Regions from separate parts of the Homo sapiens genome. Here region 1 is linked to region 2. A link is an interaction called in ENCODE POLR2A ChIA-PET data of the cell type or tissue named here. Cell type or tissue: Caco-2. All regions are shown on one strand. Links, peaks and the distances in the headings refer to the core of each region. The heading gives the core; the rest is flanking DNA.

Evidence for each region. Peaks named below come from ENCODE experiments on the same cell type or tissue, not always from the same donor. Only the 100,000 strongest peaks of a DNase experiment are listed, where the experiment ranks them.
Region 1: POLR2A ChIA-PET joins it to region 2 with 5 read pairs; 5 of 35 experiments call an interaction of 5 or more read pairs at or near these places.

What each region holds. Positions count from the first base shown.
Region 1 is chr15:58,882,849-58,892,322 of GRCh38, forward strand. SLTM (SAFB like transcription modulator) reads right to left here. Exons shown (of 21, transcript NM_024755.4): 15 at 7,433-7,613; 16 at 6,582-6,706; 17 at 5,537-5,707; 18 at 4,378-4,692; 19 at 4,127-4,271; 20 at 778-938. Among named protein-coding and RNA genes, the nearest start is that of SLTM, 46 kb to the right of the region's middle. In Caco-2, for the core only: no CTCF peak of the experiment used is centred there; no DNase peak of the experiment used is centred there.
Region 2 is chr15:58,829,532-58,839,005 of GRCh38, forward strand. MINDY2 (MINDY lysine 48 deubiquitinase 2) reads left to right here. Exons shown (of 9, transcript NM_001040450.3): 6 at 2,243-2,385. Among named protein-coding and RNA genes, the nearest start is that of MINDY2, 63 kb to the left of the region's middle. RefSeq lists an enhancer at 4,029-4,796. In Caco-2, for the core only: no CTCF peak of the experiment used is centred there; a DNase peak (open chromatin) is centred at 4,380; H3K4me3 peaks cover 162 bases.

The DNA.
Region 1 (9,474 bases), core at 892-8,891, 54 kb after region 2:
AAAGTAAAGCTCGCCTCTTAACGTATGAAGAGATTTTGTGTTAAATGTCTAAAAGCCTTCCCAAGAGTTATTTTAAAAGGGAGGAAACAGAACACACTTTCAGTATTTTCTTCCTAAGAATTTGAGGAATGCTAGGTAGAGAACAAGATGATGGTTCCAATGTGAGGTTAAGATTCATTATCTAGACTGAGTGCAGTGGCTCCCGCCTGTAATCTCAGCACTTTGGGAGGCCAAGGCAGGCGGATCCCCTGAGGTCAGGAGTTCGAGACCTGCCTGGGCAACATGGTGAAACCCTGTCTCTACTAAAAATATAAAAATTAGCTGGGCATGGTGGCACATGCCTGTAATCCCAGCTACTTGGGAGGCTGAGATGAGAGAATTGCTTGAACCCAGGAGGCGGAGGTTGCAGTGAGCCAAGACCTCGCCACTGCAGTCCAGCATGGGCGACAGAGTGAGACTCCATCTCAAAAAACAAAAAACAAAACAAAACAAAAGAATTCATTGTTTACTGGATCCTGCCATACGTACATACCCATATCTATATCAACTTGCCAGAACGTCACTGAATTCATTTAAAAGGAAGAATACAAACTAACACATTAATATCAGCTGTTCTGCAAACACTCTTTTGGAGACTACGGGTTGATACAGGGAAATGTTCAGGCAGATCTAGGGTTTTCAGTAGTTGCAATTCAGTCTCTCAGAAACTATAATGACTTTTATGGAAAGGATAAAGTGTTGGTTGTGTGCTGGCAGAAAAACTGGTTAGTTATTTACCTTGAATGTTGGGTTATCATGCCTGCTCCTGCCCGGCCGTCACCCATTCGCCTCGTATCATGATAGCTAGGCCCTTGAGAGGGTGGACCATGCCACTCTTTCCTTGGTCCGCTTGTGTCCCGTCCATGGCGTTCAACCACATGTCGCTCCTCAGGATAGTGCTAAAAGAATAGCATATGAAAAGTCACTTGGCCGGGCGCAGTGGCTCATACCTATAATCTCAGCACTTTGGGAGGCTGAGGCAGGCGGATCACCTGAGGTCAGGAGTTCGAGACCAGCCTGGCTAACATGGTGCAACCCCGTTTCTACTAAAAATACAAAAAATTAGTCAGGCATGGTACCCCACACCTATAATCCCAGCTACTCAGGAGGCTGGGGCAGGAGAATCACTTGAACCCGGGAGGCAGAGGTTGCAGTGAGCTGAGATTGCGCCATTGCACTCCAGCTTGGGCAACAAGAGTGAAACCCCATCTCAAAAAAAAAAAAAAGGAGAAGTCACAATACCCTCAGTCTTGGTCTCATACCAACTTATATTGGTGTGCTTTTAATGTCAGAAGCAAATTAATAAGATGTCTGAGAAGATAAAAGGATGAGTAGTGCAGCAGCATATGAAAAGAGTTTATATCTATTTTGTAGTGAGAAGCTACTCAGGTCTCAGGGAAGGGTATGGAGGAAATGATTTAATACTTTTGTTGTTGTTGTTTTGTTTTTTGAGACAGAGTCTCGCTCTGTTGCCAGGCTGGAATGCAGTGGCGCGATCTCGGCTCACTGCAACCTCCGCCCCCCGGATTCAAGCGATTCTCCTGCCTCGGCCTCCCAAGTAGCTGGGACTACAGGTATGCACCAGCACGCCCAGCTAATTTTTGTATTTTTAGTGGAGACGGGGTTTCACCATGTTGGCCAGGATGGTCTTGATCTCTTGACTTCATGATCCGCCCGCCTAGGCCTCCCAAAGTGCTGGGATTACAGGTGTGAGCCACCACACCTGGCCAATTCCTTTTTTTAAAAAATAATTTTTTTTTTTGGAGACATGATCACACTGTTGCCCAGGTTGGAGTACAGTGTTGCTACCGTAACTCACTGCAACTTTGAACTCCTGGGGCTCAAGCAATTCTCCTGCTTCAGCCTCCTGCCTAGCTGGGACTACAGGGTGCACACCACCATGCCCATCTTTAATTTTAATTTTCCTATGGAGATGGGGGTCTCACTATATTGTCCAAGCTCGTCTCGAACCCTTGGCCTCAAGTAATCCTCCCGCCTTGGCCTCCAAAAGTGCTAGGTTTACAGCCACGAGCCACCAGGCCTGGCCATTAATTTGTATTTCTGTATTTTCTAGCACCCAAGGGCTTTTTGACCCTTGATTATTTCAAATACTTGGATCTTATATTGACTGTAAGAAGGCACAGCCAGAGATCAAAACCTTAAGACAAGGCACGGCAGGGCCTATGATCAGCCTATCAGGACAACATGCAGACAGCACAGCAAACAGGAGTTGTGAACTTATTTTACATTGTACTACTTAGTGCTATGGCACTTACAAGGTGCTACATCCATAACTATGGAAAACAGAGTAGCAAACACAAAGAAACAGAAACTGTAGAACTAGAGATCTATGGAAAGAGAAAGCAAGCATTGTGATACTTAGCTTACAGGAAAGAAAGCAGAAGGTACCCACAGAGAGGCTTAGATATAATACTGGCAGAACAATTTACAGACTAACATTATGAAAAAGAAAATTTTCAAGGGAGGATACAAGATCTCCTCCTCAGGACACATTTTCTAAAAGGACCTCTGAATGCGGAGGGCTAGTCTTTGATACTTAAATTTTACTATAAACAAGGCAGACTTATTTGGATTATAGACTCAGTCTTAAAAATTCTTTTTAGGAGGTGGGCGTCATGGTTCATGCTTGTAATTCCAGCACTTTGGGAGACAGAGGTGGATGGTCGGAAGTTTGAAACCAGCCTGACCAACATGGTGAAACCCCGCCTCTACTAAAAATACAAAAATTAGCCAGGCGTGGTGGCGCACATCTGTAGTCCCAGCTAATCGGGAGGCTGAGGAAGGAAAATCGCTTGAACCTGGGAGGCGGAGGTTGCCGTGAGCCGAGATCGCACCACGGCATGTCAGCCTGTTTGACAGAGTAAGACTCCATCTCAAAAAACAAACAAACAAAACAAAACAAAAAAAACAACAACACACACACACACACTGTATTAAAATACAAAACAAACACCAGCATATAATGGAGACACACACACTGCACAATTCTTTTTGGTATATAATTTATGAAAGTATGTCCTAACTGTGCTACTATCAACCCACACGCCAGTATTTCATCAGTAGAAGAATACTTTTAAATGAGGCAAAAGGTTTTTGTTCATTTCGGTCTCTAAAAGATAAAGACACTTTCCTCTGTCCAGCTCATTAACTTACAAAATATTCAAGTCAATAAAGTGTCACAAGAGTAAAAATTTAAAAATATGTAACATTACACTCATCTACCTTTAGGATAAGAAGACAAAAAATAGACAAAAGTTCTATTTCAATTTTACACTTTAAGCTACTTAAATGAAGCAGGAGAAAAAGAAGAGTGTGTGTGTGTGTGTGTGTGTGTGTGTGTGTGTGTGTGTGTGTGTGTATTTTTTTTTTTTTTTTCCAGACAGGGTCTGGCTCTGTAGCCCAGGCTGGAGTGCAGTGGCACCATCTTGGCTCACTGCAACCTCCAACTCTTGGGCTCAAGTGATTCTCCTGCTTCAGCCTCCAGAGTAGCTGGGATTACAGGCGCCCACCACCACGCCCGGCTAATTTTTGTATTTTTAGTAGAGATGGGGTTTCACCATGTTGCCCAGGCTAGTCTGAAATTCCTGAGCTCAGGCGATCTGCCCACCTCGGCCTCCCACAGTGTTGGGATTACCTCCCAAAGTGTTGGCATGAGCCACCATGCCCGGCCAAGAATATTTTATTGAAAAGGAAACACAAGTAGGGGCCAAAGATTTCAGATGCAGTTTGAAAGCCTCAATTTCTTAAAAAGAAATAAAACCAAAGTTATCATTAGATAGGCTCACTTACCAAATTAACAATTCTTAAATTTCACTGGGAAGTTTAATCGAAATGGAGTATTTCAAGGCTAGTACCTTAACTCTTTGGACTACTGATGGTCAACTACTGACAGTAAAGTATGAGAAAAATTCAGATTTTAAAAATTTAAATAAAAAATTAATGCCTCTGAATCATTCCAATCTAGCTAATCTAAGCCACATCAAAATGCTACTGTATATCCAGAGTAGCTCATGAATCCTCTAAATGTATGTGTGCAGGCTCGCGGCAAGCCTCCCGCAGCACTTACCTGTGATCCACCTCCTCGGTCTGTGATGACTCCTCTGTCTCCCTCTCTGCTCCCGTACCCCGAAGCGCTGCTACGATTCCCAGGGGGAGCGCCTCTCACACTGTGCCCTGATACTTCTCTCCCAGATCGTTCTGGCCTTTCAACTCTGTTAAACAAAACATAAAAACATACATGATCAAAACTGTAATCTTAACTTTTTTTAACCCCAATGCATGAGACCACTAGGAAAGCATTACATAGTACACAGCTACCTTGTTTCCCGTTTGTCAGTGGACATGCTTCCTTCACTTTTCCAGCTGGTGGGTCTGGAAGGATTGGGCCCTGCCTCTCGAGGATGTCTAGGATGAGTGATATCAGGCCTGTCATGAATAATCACCGTTCTCCTTTCGTCTCGCTCCCCTCGTACTTCTCGCCTGTCTGATTCTCTAAGTTCATTTCTTGGTGGTGGAGGCTCATTTCTTCTGGAGTCACTGAAATTTTTGGGATATCTTTCGAAGCTTGGATCTTCCCTTCGTGCAGTAGGTCGTGCTTTTTTCCCCTCACTTTGACCAACAAAGCGATCCCGCCTATTGATTAGAAACAAAGAATATAGGTCCAAGAAGTGCTTACTTGAGTGCTTAATTCTTCTTAACTTTGTCTGCATAACCTACAATAATGAAACCAAAAAATGAACTTAAGGCAAAGCCATGGAAAAAAGCTAGTTATTGATTATTACAACTCATTTTCTTTTAAACTGAACTAAGTGTCTAGCCTAAAGGTTGGTTTTTTAGCATTCAGGAGAAATGATACCGAACACTCAAAAGTCACTACCAAGCTGAAGAATGTTTTACTGTTCTTAACAGTTGAGGCATATCCAAAGCAATCAGTGCTTCCACAGTTTTAAAGATAAGAAGAGGCGGGGAGTGGTGGCTCAGGCCTGTAATCTCAGCACTTTGGAAGGCTGAGGTGGGTGGATCACTTCAGGTCAGAAGTGCTAGACCAGCCTGGCCAACATGGCAAAACCCCGTCTCTACTACAAATACAAAAATTAGCCGGGCATGGTGGTGGTGCATGTCTATAATCTCAGCTACTTGGGTGGCTGAGGCACAAGAATCGTTTGAACCCACGAGGCAGAGGTACAGTATGCCAAGATTGCACCACTGCGTTCTAGCCTGGGAATCAGAATGAGACCCTGTCTCAAAAAAAATTAAAATAGAATAAAGATAAGAAGATAAAGCCAACCTGCTTAATGGTGTTCTAGTTAATTAATTTGGAATACTGAATCACATTCCCATTAACAGAAACAAAAACCACGTAAATTGTTCTGAGCATTCAGTTCTGACCTGGTACTTCCAGTTAAGATTTTAGGAGAAACAGAGTTATCACTAGCAAGGCTCATAAAATAAATATAACAATTTTCAACATATCTACCTTTCAAAAGATGAAGACTGTACTGCTGAACTCTCAGGAAACCTGCCCCTCTCTCGGTGATCAAAGTCATTAAATCTGTTCTGTTGGCGAGAGTAGTCGGATCCATGGCCAAATCGTGCATCTGTATCTAGAGACAACTTTTTATTCTCGCTCCAGTAAGGATCATCTCGCCTTGAAGAGAAATATTTGCTTATTTACATAAATTAGTTCTACAGTAATCAAACGACATTTACTTGGAGTCATACATACCACATGTTAGAACTGTGGACATAACAGGGCTAGTAAACTCAAGACATAACACATCAGGAGTACAAACTAGCAAAGACTTAATTGTTGAATTACATAAAGTCAAATAGTGTGAGAGGAATTTAACAGGAGAGAAAATAGTTGAAAAACTGCCTGTCTTTTCCATTAAATGGAAAAGACATTTAGCATTCAGGAGAAATGATACCATTAAATGGAAAAGACAAATAAAATACCTGAAACCACTTTATAATAAAATTCTAACCAGTTCACACAACCTCTTCAGTTATCCTTAACTTTGGAAACGTTAGAGTGGTAAGTCAGAAGCACAGTTCATTCATTCCACCTATTTCTCTACACAATCAACTCAGTTTCATAGAATTTATGTTAAGAAGATTAAATGGGCATACTTATGTTTTTAAATCTATATGAAGTATGAATCCAAACACACAATAGAATCTATCTTTCAATCTCAAGTTTATGACTTCCATTTCTATACTACCTGCACTACCTTTTTAAGAATGTTCAAAATCTGTTTAATTATTATTGAAGCCTACTATGACAATGTATTTCCAGTCATAATGAAAAACATTTGGCATCAGAAAGGTAGACAGGGAAAGAAACACAGACTGTTCCCACTTGCTAGTGCACTGGGTCTACCCCAGTACTGTAATCCTTCCCATCCCTGTTGATCATGACTTTTATTCCAGTGATGGGAGCCTGTACTTTCTAATTCTCTAGTCTTAGCCTAAAGGGAATAAAACAGCAAGGTTAACTGTTAAGGAATAAAATGAGTAACTACCTATGATCTACATCACGTGGGCGTTTCAAGGAATTCCTTTTTTCTTGTTCATAACGAAGCTGCTGTTGTTGCCTTCTGAGTTCCTCTCTTTCTCGAGCAATCCGTTCAGCTTCCTTACGACGTTCCTTCAGACAACACAGAATGAAGAACCAACCAAGGCAAAATGAAAACATAAGATAAGTATACATGCAACCTTGTTTTAATCCTGTTGCTAAGAAACCATCATAAGCAAAGACCAGGCAAAACACAAACCTATGACACCTAAATTTGATTTCAATAATCTAGGCTGTAGCTATTGTTCTGCAACATTAAAAATAACAAGGACTGGGTGGTAAAAGTTGGCAAGTATTTGGGAAGGTCAAGTTTAGTTTAATCATTCGACTAAAACAAAAGCACCTAAAGGGAATTAGAAATAGCATTCTTAATATGCATGGAGACTAAGTGCCTTAAAACCCTGAGGTGCAATTCTGCAAAGAGAGGCATTATTTCCTTCCAGCCTTGGGAAATCATTCCCACTATAATATGTAAGGAAATCGTTATTATTTTCTAAGACTGGGATAGTGACAGAGCCTGGATTACAACTACTCTGGACTCATAGTCCTATGCTCAGACTATTAGGCTGCCATGATATTGCAGAGCTAGAATTATTACCAGTTATCTAGAACAAAGTCACTACTAATTCTATTTTTAACTAGTACCTAATTCACTGTTATCTTTCAGGGACACTTAAAAGCTCCTTAGCTAAACTCATTCTATAGACGCTTTACAACAAGTAAAGCAAGTTTTAGGGCTAAAATCACAGAGTCTGAAAAAGGTGAGTTATTTAAGATGAAAAGATTTTCTGACTGCACCTGTTCAATACGAATGCGTTCCCTTTCCAAGCGTTCGCGTTCCATTCTCTCTCTCTCTAGTTTTTGCCTTTCAATTTCTAGGCGCTCTCTCTCTCTCTGTAAGCGTTCCCGTTCTTCCCGTTCACGAATTATTCTAATGCGTTCTCGCTCTCGACGCTCTCTCTCTGCAATCTCTCTTCGTCTACCAAAAATCAGTATTTAGAAATACTTAAATTATGCTAGCACTGTGTGAAAGAGAATAGCTTTGAATTTGAATTTTTCCTTGAGGTTGGCAATTTTAAATTTCAACTCAATCTAAGTAGTTTTAATGTAATTGGAAAGAGAATTCAAAGTAAAACTTTAAACAGATCCCAATATTTTCACTTATCTATAAATAAGACTGTCAACTGAGCAGCTAAATTTTATAATATAGAGTAGTTGCCTCTTAGATGATTCCTGTTTAAATAAAAATTACTATAATAGTCCATTAATTAATTGACATTTTAGAAGGATGTAATCTGCATATGTAAATTTACAAAACTACAACTTCCAACACTTGTTTTTGATGGAAAAAGCTCTAATCCCTATTATATATTCTATTGTATCTCCTTAAACAAGTACATACTTTGATGATTTGGGATCATAACAATGAACATCAATAATAGCAAATACTACATATAACAAAATGGTGTCCTTAAGGGCTATTTTGGAATGTTTACTATCCTATAATAGATGGCTCCAGGTAACATGCTTTTCTGAGTCAGAGGTAGTTCAATTGTTCACTGAACTGAATTGTTATTGTATTAGACTTTTAATGTTATTTTCTTACTGTAAGGTAGTCAGCATCCTTTTCTGTCATCAGCATGTCTTTCTCTAGTAACCCAGTGGTTCTCAATGGGTCAGTACTATTTCTACAGAAATCAATGGGATATTTTTAATTATCACAATGACCATGGGGCAGATACTAGTGTTTAGTGTATGAGGATGAAGGTATCTAAGTATCTTATTGATGCATGGAATAGTGAGGATAGTCGTACACAACAAGAACCATCCAACACCTCTCATACCTTTCAGATGCCACAACGGACATGCACACCATTAAAAACAACCAAACACCTTAAGCAAAAATAATATGTCAGTCTAGAACTCAACCCCATTTTTAATAAATACTGTTTGCTTTGATATTATTTCTATAATCTAGAATTTCCAATAATGCAACTCCATATAAATAGAAGGAAAATTATACTTTCTTGCGACTTTTACCAAGAGTTGCTCACCATTTCAGAAATCATGTCATAATGTCAACACTACTTCTGGTATTTACTAACCAATACAACATATTAAATGACATACAACGTCAGTCTGTATTTGAAGCTGTCCCATTCTCAGTGAGTCTAAATAGGGATGCAAACATCTGACTACTTCATTAAGTCATGCCTAAACCTTCATATCTGGAATACATATTTTTATTATAAATTACTTTTATTTCTCCTTTATATTATAGTTAAGCCATTACATTTTTTTCTTTTTTTGAAATTGTTAGTATAGCTTAAGTATGTTATACATCAATTTCATTTCAGGAGAGTAAAGGCATTGCAACTTTTTTTAATATAAAAGGGAATTTGGTCACATAGGGTTTGAGAATCACTGGTCTAGTTGCTCCTCAATCCCACTCTCCTCTCAATCTGTTGTCAACTAAATACACAGGAAGCTAGGCACATTTGGACTTCATCTTAAAAAAGAGAAAATGGGTTCTATGTGCTACAAGGATTACTTCCTTTTAGTAAAGTTGTGTGTCAATTATTGTACAGAATAATCTAAGTTGCTAAAAGTATCTCTGGTAGTTCCTAACGCTGTCGTCAATGAATGGATGAAATCCCATGATAAGTAACCCCTGGACAAGACAGCTTAACATTTGAAATAATATACTATAAAACACACCCACAAGACTATTTTAAGTGGCATCCAAAAATTGATATACAAAAGTAAACTGACACTCGTGAACTGTTGAGATATGGCCACTAAAAATGGAAACATCTTGCTTTGTTTATATTTTCCGTTTG
Region 2 (9,474 bases), core at 611-8,610:
ACATGAAAGTAATGTGCTATATCTCCACTGAATTTCTGTGTCTTTTTGAAAGGGATCTGTGGAGAGGATATTGGGTGAGTAAGGTATGGAAGGGGCTTTTAAAAACATCTTTCTGAAGGGAACATTTAGTAATACAGATATTACAGACGGCAGTGGTACTTTTCAGCACAGGCATACCCAAGAAGTTGCAAGTATTCAATGAATTTCTTTTGGCTGTAGACCTCTTTATAGTTTTTGTACTTCTATCATAACAAAGTCCTTGCAATAGTGTGATAATTATAGTGTGGTAAGTTTTTACAACCACTTTGTAGCTTGAAGTACTATGGTTTGACACTAAGGGATGTCGAGGGAGTGGAATAAACCTATGTTATCTGCTTCTGGCACTACCAAGTTTTCTTTTCAATTTATTGTTGAAGTGTTAGTTTCATACCACAGATTTATCTTTAGTCCCTGTATCTATATCTCTCAGATCACTTATGAAACTTTTTAGGGCATTCCCTTCCCTCCTCCCCCATTGCTTCCGAGACATCTCTACTTACTCCAAAAGGAAGGAGGGAAAGAAGAAGAGAAATACAAGTTTAAAAAATATGTATACAGTTGATTCTCATTATTCATGGTAGCTATGTTCTATAAAGTTACTGTGAACACTGAATTAGTGAATGCTGAACCACTGTCCCTAGGATAAATATGAGTGAGTTTTTAAGGAGCATTTGGTAACATTTTCATCAGCTGATCAGTACATAAACTTGTTTTATGTGTGTTTCTGTTAAACACACCTTATTTAATATATACTGTTGATTCACTAGCGTTAAACTCACAGCCAACAGCACTACAGATAGAATATCCCTAATCTGAAAATCCAAAATCCAAAATGCTCCAAAATCTAAACACCAACATGACGCTCACAGGAAATGCTCATTGGAGGATTTCAGATTTCTCATTTTCAGATTAGGGATGCTCAGCTGATCAGTATAATGCAGACATTCCAAAATCCAAAAGAATCCACACCCAAAACCCTTCTGATCTCAAGCATTTTAGATAAGTGATACTCAACCTGTATAACTCATGCCTGAACGAAACCTATCTAGCACATGTATTTTCTCTATAAGGCACATCACAGCCTTTGTCTACTGAATGCTAGCCAGCACTTTGGCATTATGCTTGGATGCTGTTTGAAACAGCAAAATCACCAACAGAAAGCATAAAAATGTGAAAAACATGGCACTAAATAGACCATGAAAGGGACACTTGTTTACAGTATGCGAGAGAGCTGAAGCAAGAAGGCAGAATGTTGCCTTGTTTGACCTCAGCTGGGAATGTGCACATTGGGCCACTCAGAATTTTCACCAGTCTTCACATGTCCACAAACAAGCATGAAAATGCTGCAAGTATTGATTTGGGGGATCTAAATAAATTTTAGCCAGTTAGATGAACTTGTAGATATGAACTTGCAATGAGGATCGATTGTGTATATGAAGATCAGTTGTGTGTGTGTGTGTGTGTGTGTGTGTATATATATATATATATATGTTTTAAATTATACCCCGGATCACTTCTGTATATTTTATTGTATTTCAAAAACAAAAGCCATAATATCTATTTCCGAACTTGATACATCTACATGAGTGGCATATGTTGGAGGAGATTAGCATAAAAATGGCATAAAAAACCATTAAAAATGGCATCATTTATCCCACGGCTTTCTGTTCAGCCTTATGCCTACTTTTAGTTTTAAAGCAAGAATTGAGAAGTTTACAACTTAAGAATTATCTAGGATTTTTGTGAAATCTTAAGCTACTCAATTTATTAGGGCTACTTTTAATTTGAAAACACCTTGCTATTGGGAGGTAGCTGTTGACTGACATTTTTCTTTCCCACCCATTTTTAAAATTGCCTGACACCTGTCTTTTTACTTGCTTTCATGGCTTTTAGTTTTATTGTGTCTGCTTTTTTACTGCAACCTGCATGAAATCCTTTGTAATAGTAGGTGAAGTATAAGTAAATGCATTTGTTTATAAAAAAGAATTTCACATAACTATTTAGGATAGGAATGTCTGTATACACATATTTCATTGCAAAATTAAAAACACAAATGTCCAGTTTGGAGCCATCATAAAGTAGTAGGGAAAGTATTATAATTATTGGCCTTTTTCCATACTTGGAACACACTTTAAATAGAAAAAGAATAACTTTTTGATTTTGAAATTATTCTTCTATCTAATGTTATGCATTGGTTCTATAGGCTTTGTAGCTGAGCAGTTTCTAAATAACACAGCCACTCAACTGACATACCATGGATTATGTGAACTAACTTCAACGGTTCAGGAAGGAGAACTTTGTGTGTTCTTTCGGAATAATCATTTTAGCACCATGACCAAATACAAGGTATGATATAGAAATAGCTATTTAATCGTGATTCTAAATCAAAGGAGCTTGATTTAGAGTTGTCTTTTGATCTGCTTATAAATAAAAGATTTTAGCGTAATATTTCTTAACCATCAAATTATGAAGGTAATTATTAAATACAGTACTTCTTAAGGATGGGATGGATTAACAATTGAAGCATTACCTCAAATCACTTTTTGTTTTTTAATTCTCAACTTCTTTTTCACAGATCTTTGCAGTAAGAAGTATTTTATTATTTTCTTTCTGAGAGAAAAAAAAGATAAACCCTAGAGATAGAACTAGGATGACTTCTTTTTTTTTTTTTTTGAAATGGAATTTCGCTCTTGTTGCCCAGGCTGGAGTGCAATGGCGTGATCTCGGCTCACTGCAACCTCTGCCTCCCAGGTTCAGGCGCTTCTCCTACCTCAGCTTCCCGAGTAGCTGGGATTACAGGCATGCACCACCATGCCTGGCTAATTTTTGTGTATTTTTAGGAGAGATGGGGTTTCTCCATGTTGGTCAGGCTGGTGTCAAACTCCTGACCTCAGGTGATCGCCCGCCTCAGCCTCCCAAAGTGCTGGGATTACAGGCGTGAGCCACCATGCCCAGACTTTTTTTTTTTTCTTTCTTGAGACAGAGTTTCACTCTTGTTGCCCAGGCTGGAGTACAATGGCGTGATTTCAGTTCACCGCAACCTCCGCCTCAGGTTCAAGCAATTCTACTGCCTCAGCCTCCCGAGTAGCTGGGATTATAGGTATGCGCCACCACACCTGGCTAATTTTGTGTTTTTAGTAGAGACAGGGTTTCTCCATGTTGGTCAGGCTGGTCTCAAACTCCCGACCTCAGATGATAGCCCGCCTCAGCCTCCCAAAGTGCTGGGATTACAGGCTTGAGCCACCGTGTGCGGCCAGAACTAGGATGACATCTAATCATGGAAGTTTATATTTCAGTGCTAAAGGAATTTAGAAGAAATAAATTTATTTATTTATTTAGATGATTTGCCTTTATGATACTGTTTGCTATTATTAAACTTTAATGACTTTAATGTGACCAAACATTAAATTCTTTAATAATGTGTGGCTTTAAATTCTTCCTGTAGTGCCATTTATGGCTCTGTCAAAAACATTTACTGTTTTACTCTTTTTATCTCTTATAGCCATTCTTTTTGTTGTTACAGCTGTCACTTAGTTCAGAAGTTTGTCAACTTATACATAGATTTCTTCAGTAGTACAGTAGAATACTGTTCTGATCCCATCAGTAATATACCGAAAATGTTCAGTAGCACTTCATGCGTGGGGATAAAAATACAAGATATGTTCTATTTGCCAACACTTTACTTCAGCCAAAATGGTGTCTATTCACTGATAACTCTCCATCCCATACACACACTATACCTTCTAATTTCTGCACTTTACTGCCATATCTTGAAGGAGTGGGTTGCCCCTCCACACCTGTGGGTGTTTCTCATTAGGTGGAACAAGAGACTTGGAAAAGACAGAGACACAGAGACAAAGTATAGAGAAAGAAAAAAGGGGGCCCAGGGGACCAGCGTTCAGCATGCGGAGGATCCACGCCGGCACCGGCCTCTGAGTTCCCTTAGTATTTATTGATCATTATTGGGTGTGGCAGGATAATAGGATAATAGTGCAGAGAAGGTCAGAAGGTAAACACGTGAACAAATGTCTCTGCATCATAAACAAGGTAAAGAAAAAAGTGCTGTGCTGTTGATGTGCATATACATAAACATCGCAATGCCTTAAGGAGCAGTATTGCTGCCAGCATGTCCCATCTTCAGCCCTAAGGCGGTTTTCCCCTGTCTCAGTAGATGGAGTATACAATCGGGCTTTACACCAAGACATTCCATTGCTCAGGGACAAGCAGGAGACAGAAGCCTTCCTCTTATCTCAACTGCAAAGAGGCGTTCCTTCCTCTTTTACTAATCTTCCTCAGCACAGACCCTTTATGGGTGTCGGGCTGCCGGACGGTCAGGTCTTTCCCTTCCCACGAGGCCATATTTCAGACTATCACATGGGGAGAAACTTTGGACAATACCTGGCTTTCCTAGGCAGAGGTCCCTGCAGCCTTCCGCAGTGTTTTGTGTCTCTGGGTACTTGAGATTAGGGAGTGGTGATGACTCTTAACTAGCATGCTGCCTTCAAGCATTTGTTTAACAAAGCACACCCTGCACAGCCCTTAATCCATTTAACCCTTAGTTGACACAGCACACGTTTCAGGGAGCACAGGGTTGGGGGTAGGGTTACAGATTAACAGCATCTCAAGGCAGAAGAATTTTTCTTAATACAGAACAAAATGGGAGTCTCCTATGTCTACTTTCTGCACAGACACAGTAACAATCTGATCTCTCTCTCTTTTCCCCACAATATCTCACTCCTTAATCCCTGTTTGGAAAGGTCTTCTCATTCCTTTTTGCCTGTCCCAATTTTACCCATCCTTTAAGAAGCTTTTAAATACTAACTCTTTAGTAAAGCTACTTCTACTCTCCTCAAACCAGTGGTTCTCAACCCAAATTGTATGCTAAAACTGTATGGGAGGCTTTTTTAAAACTGCCAATCCTCAGAACCTACCACCAACTCCATTAAATGAGAATCTCCGGAGGTGGGATCTGAGCATCATTAATTTTGAGTGCTTTTCAGGTTATTTTAATGTGCAGCTAAGGCAGAGTACAATTCTCTAACCATCATCTAGCTGTTATTGGCTACATCATCTTTTTTTAGCCCTTATTGGTTAATACCTAATTACCAGTTTTCTTTCCATGTAAATATGTCATTTTTTTCTAAATGAAAGTGGCTTATTAAAGTCGTGAATTACATCTTCATATTTTCTTCAACACTTTAGTCAATGAATTACACAAAGTAGTATAAAATAATGACTTGTTTGCTTATGTAAGAATACCCTTAAAGCCGTTGCTCTCCCATTCCTATCTTAGTTATAGCAACAGCTCATTTGTATAACTTCAACATTTTAGCTAGATGTATGTCAGATGTGGGCCCAGAGTCATCCATACTCCTCAGAAATCTAAGGCCAAAGGACATAAGGATCAGATTTATTGATACATGGTGAATACTGCTAAATCATTTTATTTCTTACTTAACCTGACCTCTCAAGTCTAGGATTTATTCATTTATTTAACAAATATTTATTGAGCATGTATCATGTCTGGGTGCTCACTAGTAGTAGGAATACAGCCATGAGCAAGGAAGCTATGGTTTTTGCCTATTAAGGACCTCGTAGTTTGACAAGGGGCAGATATTAAATAATTACACAAATAATTATTAATTTATTTCTATTGAGATACAGTTTGTTAAGGATACATATCACAAGCTGTGAGTGTTTTTATCAGGATTTATAAGTTAGTTGCTTTTATTGGGACTTATAACTTAGGGATTGTCAGGAAAGATTTATTTAAGAAGGTCACATTTAAAATGATACCTGAGGCTGGGTGCGGTGTCTCACGCCTGTAATCCCAGCACTTTAGGAGGCCGAGGCGGGTGAATCACTTGAGGTCAGGAGTTTGAGACCAGCCTGGCCAACATGGTGAAACCCCGTCTTTACTAAAAATACAAAAATTAGCTGGGCATGGTGGTGGGTGCCTGTAATTCCAGCTACTTGGGAGGCTGAGGCAGGAGAATCGCCAGAACCTGGGAGGTGGAGGTTGCAGTGAACTGAGAATGTGCCATTGCACTCCAGCCTAAGCGACAAGAGCGAAACTCTGTCTCAGTAATTAATTAATTCATTAAATAAAAATAAAATGATACCTAAAAAGTGAATCTTCTAGTTTAATCAGTTGGCCAAAAAAGAGTTAACTTAGCAGATAGAACATGTATGCAAAGGCCCTGAGGAAGGAAACAGCTTGACTCCTGAGGAATTAAAAGAAAGTCAGTGTCCCTGAAACATAGCAAGTAAAAGGAATGAAGAAAGGCCAAATAGATAGCCAGGCACTAGATCTTGTAAAGTCTTGGGTTTTTTGTTTTGTTTTGTTTTGTTTTGTTTTTGAGATGGGGTCTTGCTGTCACCCAGGCTGGAGTGCAATGGCACAATCTCGGCTCGCTGCAAGCTCCGCCTCCCGGGTTCATGCCATTCTCCTGCCTCAGCCTCCAGAGTAGCTGGGACTACAGGCGCCCGCCACCACACCCAGCTAATTTTTTTGTATTTTTAGTAGAGACAGGGTTTCGCTGTGTTAGCCAGGATGGTCTCAATCTCCTGATCTCGTGATCTGCCTGCCTCGGCCTCCCAAAGTGCTGGGATTACAGGCGTGAGCGACCGCACCCGGCCTATTGCATCTCAAAATTAACTATAATTCTTTTTTTTTTTTTTTGAGACAGGGTGGGGTCTCACTCCATCACCCAGGATGGAGTGCAGTGGCTACTATCATTCTCAGTATCTAATAATCTAGTCCATATTCAAATTTGCCACTTGTCCCCAGAATAGTTCTATGGATGGTTTGTTCAAACCAGGATCTAATCAAAGACCATGCATTGCATTTGATAGAGTAACTCCATTTTGATATGATCCAAATCTTGTGTTCTTCAGGGATCCTATGGGCATTTGGATGATTATTTATGCCCCATTACAATTCTTGGTTCTATTTCCTATATTCCTATTGTACCAGCTTTCCAATCCTGAGTCTTTAGATAAGACACTGCTTTACTTCTGACAGAGTACCCAGTGAGTGCTTTTTTTATTTTTTATTTTTTTCCCTGAAACAGGGTCTTGCTCTGTCACCCAGGCTTGAGTGCGCTGCTGCAATCTCAGATCACTGCAACCTCTGCCTCCTGGGTTCAAGCGATCCTCATGGCTCAGCCTCCCAAGCAACTGGGACTACAGGTGTACACGATCACACCTGGCCAATTTAAAATTTTTTTTTTAGAGACAGGATATCCCTGTGTTGCCCAAATTGGTCTTGAGCTCCTGGGCTCAAGCAGTCTGCCCAACTCAACCTCCCAGAGTGTTGGGATTACAGGTGTGAACCACTACACCCAGACATGAGTGCATTCTTTATAAGGGTCAAAAGCACGTCTTCTTCACTGACCCAGTGACAGATTACCTGATTTACAACAGAATCTATAACACTTTGGCTGTTGGTGTAGAATAGAACCCCTAAAGGAATACTTTTAAAATACTAAATGAATGCTAAATAAAATTTAGGGAAGGGGTTCTTCCAGCATGGTGTCCATTTGCTTAATAAGGGAATAAGGCAGAGAGAGGATTGTGCCTTTGTTCTATTAAGGCTGTTCATCATTAAGATTATTATTCTCTCCTACTAATTCCTGAGTTGTTTGTAGCACTTTATAAACTTGAGCCCCAGAGAATGTGTGATTTAATAAGGACACAAATAATAATTTTTAAAAATAGAGGCTGGGCATGGTGGCTCATGTGTGTAATCCTAGCACTTTGGGAGGCCAAGGCTGGACAGTCGCTTGAGGCCCAGAGTTCAAAGCCAGCCTGGACAACATAGGAAGACCCCATCTCAACAAATAATTTTGAAAGTTAGCCAGTGTGGTGGTACGCACCTATAGTCCCAGTTACTAGGGTGGCTGAGGTGGGAGGATCACTTGAGCCCTGAGCCCAGGAGGGTGAGGCTACAGTGAGCCATGATGGCACCAAAAAAAAAAAAAAAGGAAACCTTTTTTAAACAAACTATGGCTATTTTTAAATCTACATTACATCTTCCATATCTTCCTACTGCCTTCTAGCATTTCACTTTTGAGAAACCCTGATTTTGAGGGACATCTTATGCATTCATATTTAATGACCAGCCAGGCTTACACATGTAATTGCAGTACTTTGAGAGGCAGAGGTGGGAAGATCACTTGAGCCCAGTAGTTAGAGACCAGCATGGACAATGAAGTAAGACCTTGTCTGTACAAAAAACTTTAAAAAAATTAGCCAGGCATGGTGGTGTGTGCCCATAGTCCCAGCTCTTTGGGAGGCTGAGATGGGAGGATAATTTGAGTCCAGGAGATCGAAGCTACAGTTAACTGTGATCATGCCACTGCACTCCAACCTGGATGACAGAGTAAGACCTTCTTTCAAAAAAAAAAAAAAAAAAAAAAGGAAAAATTATATTTAATCGTCACAGTGTTTTCCATCTTTCTACTCCTGTGAACTCTTTCTCTTTGGAACATCTATCGCATAAATACATTTCATCCCACAGAATTCAAGATATACTTTCAGGCCAGGTGTGGTGTGGTGGTTCACGCCTGTAATCCCAGCACTTTAGGAGGCCAAGGCAGGTGGATCACTTAAGGTCAGGAGTTCGAGACCAGCCTGGCCAACATGGTGAAACCCCATCTCTACTAAAAATACAAAAACTAGCTGGGCATGGTGGTGTGTGCCCGTAATGCCAGCTACTCAGAAGGCTGAGACAGGAGAATCGCTTGAATCCAGGAGGCGGAGGTTGTAGTGAGCCAAGATCATGCCACTGCACTCCAGCCTGGGTGACAGAGCGAGACTCCATCTCAAAAAAAACAAAAAAGATATACTTTCAGCAAACAAAATTTAACATCTAGATAGAATACTTTTCCACTTCAGTGGTGTTTACAACTAGGGGCTTATAATAATAAATTGCCAGTCTGTAATAAACAGGCAATCAGACATAAATATCTATACTTCTATTATTTTGTTAGTGGGGCTACTTTTTAGGGATTTTTTTTTTTTTTTTTTTTTTGAGATGGAGTCTCACTCTGTTGCCCAGACTGGAGTGCGGTGGCACAATCTCAGCTCACCACAACCTCCACCTCTCAGGTTCAAGCGATTGTCCTGCCTCAGCCTCCCAAGTAGTTGGGATTACAGGCGGGTACCACCACTCCTGGCTTATTTTTTTTAGTAGAGATTGGTTGCACCATGTTGTCCAGACTGGTCTCAAATCCCTGACATCAAGTGATCTGCCCACCTTGACCTCCCAAAGAACTGAGATTACAGGTGTGAGCCACTGAGCCCGGCCTAATTTTTATTACGACTTTTCAGAGGATCTTTATGCTTCTAAGTATTCATGATTATATTATATCATTATCATCTCAAGACCTAGGCCAACAGGGGAAAGTCCATGATGGCAGGACAAAAATGATT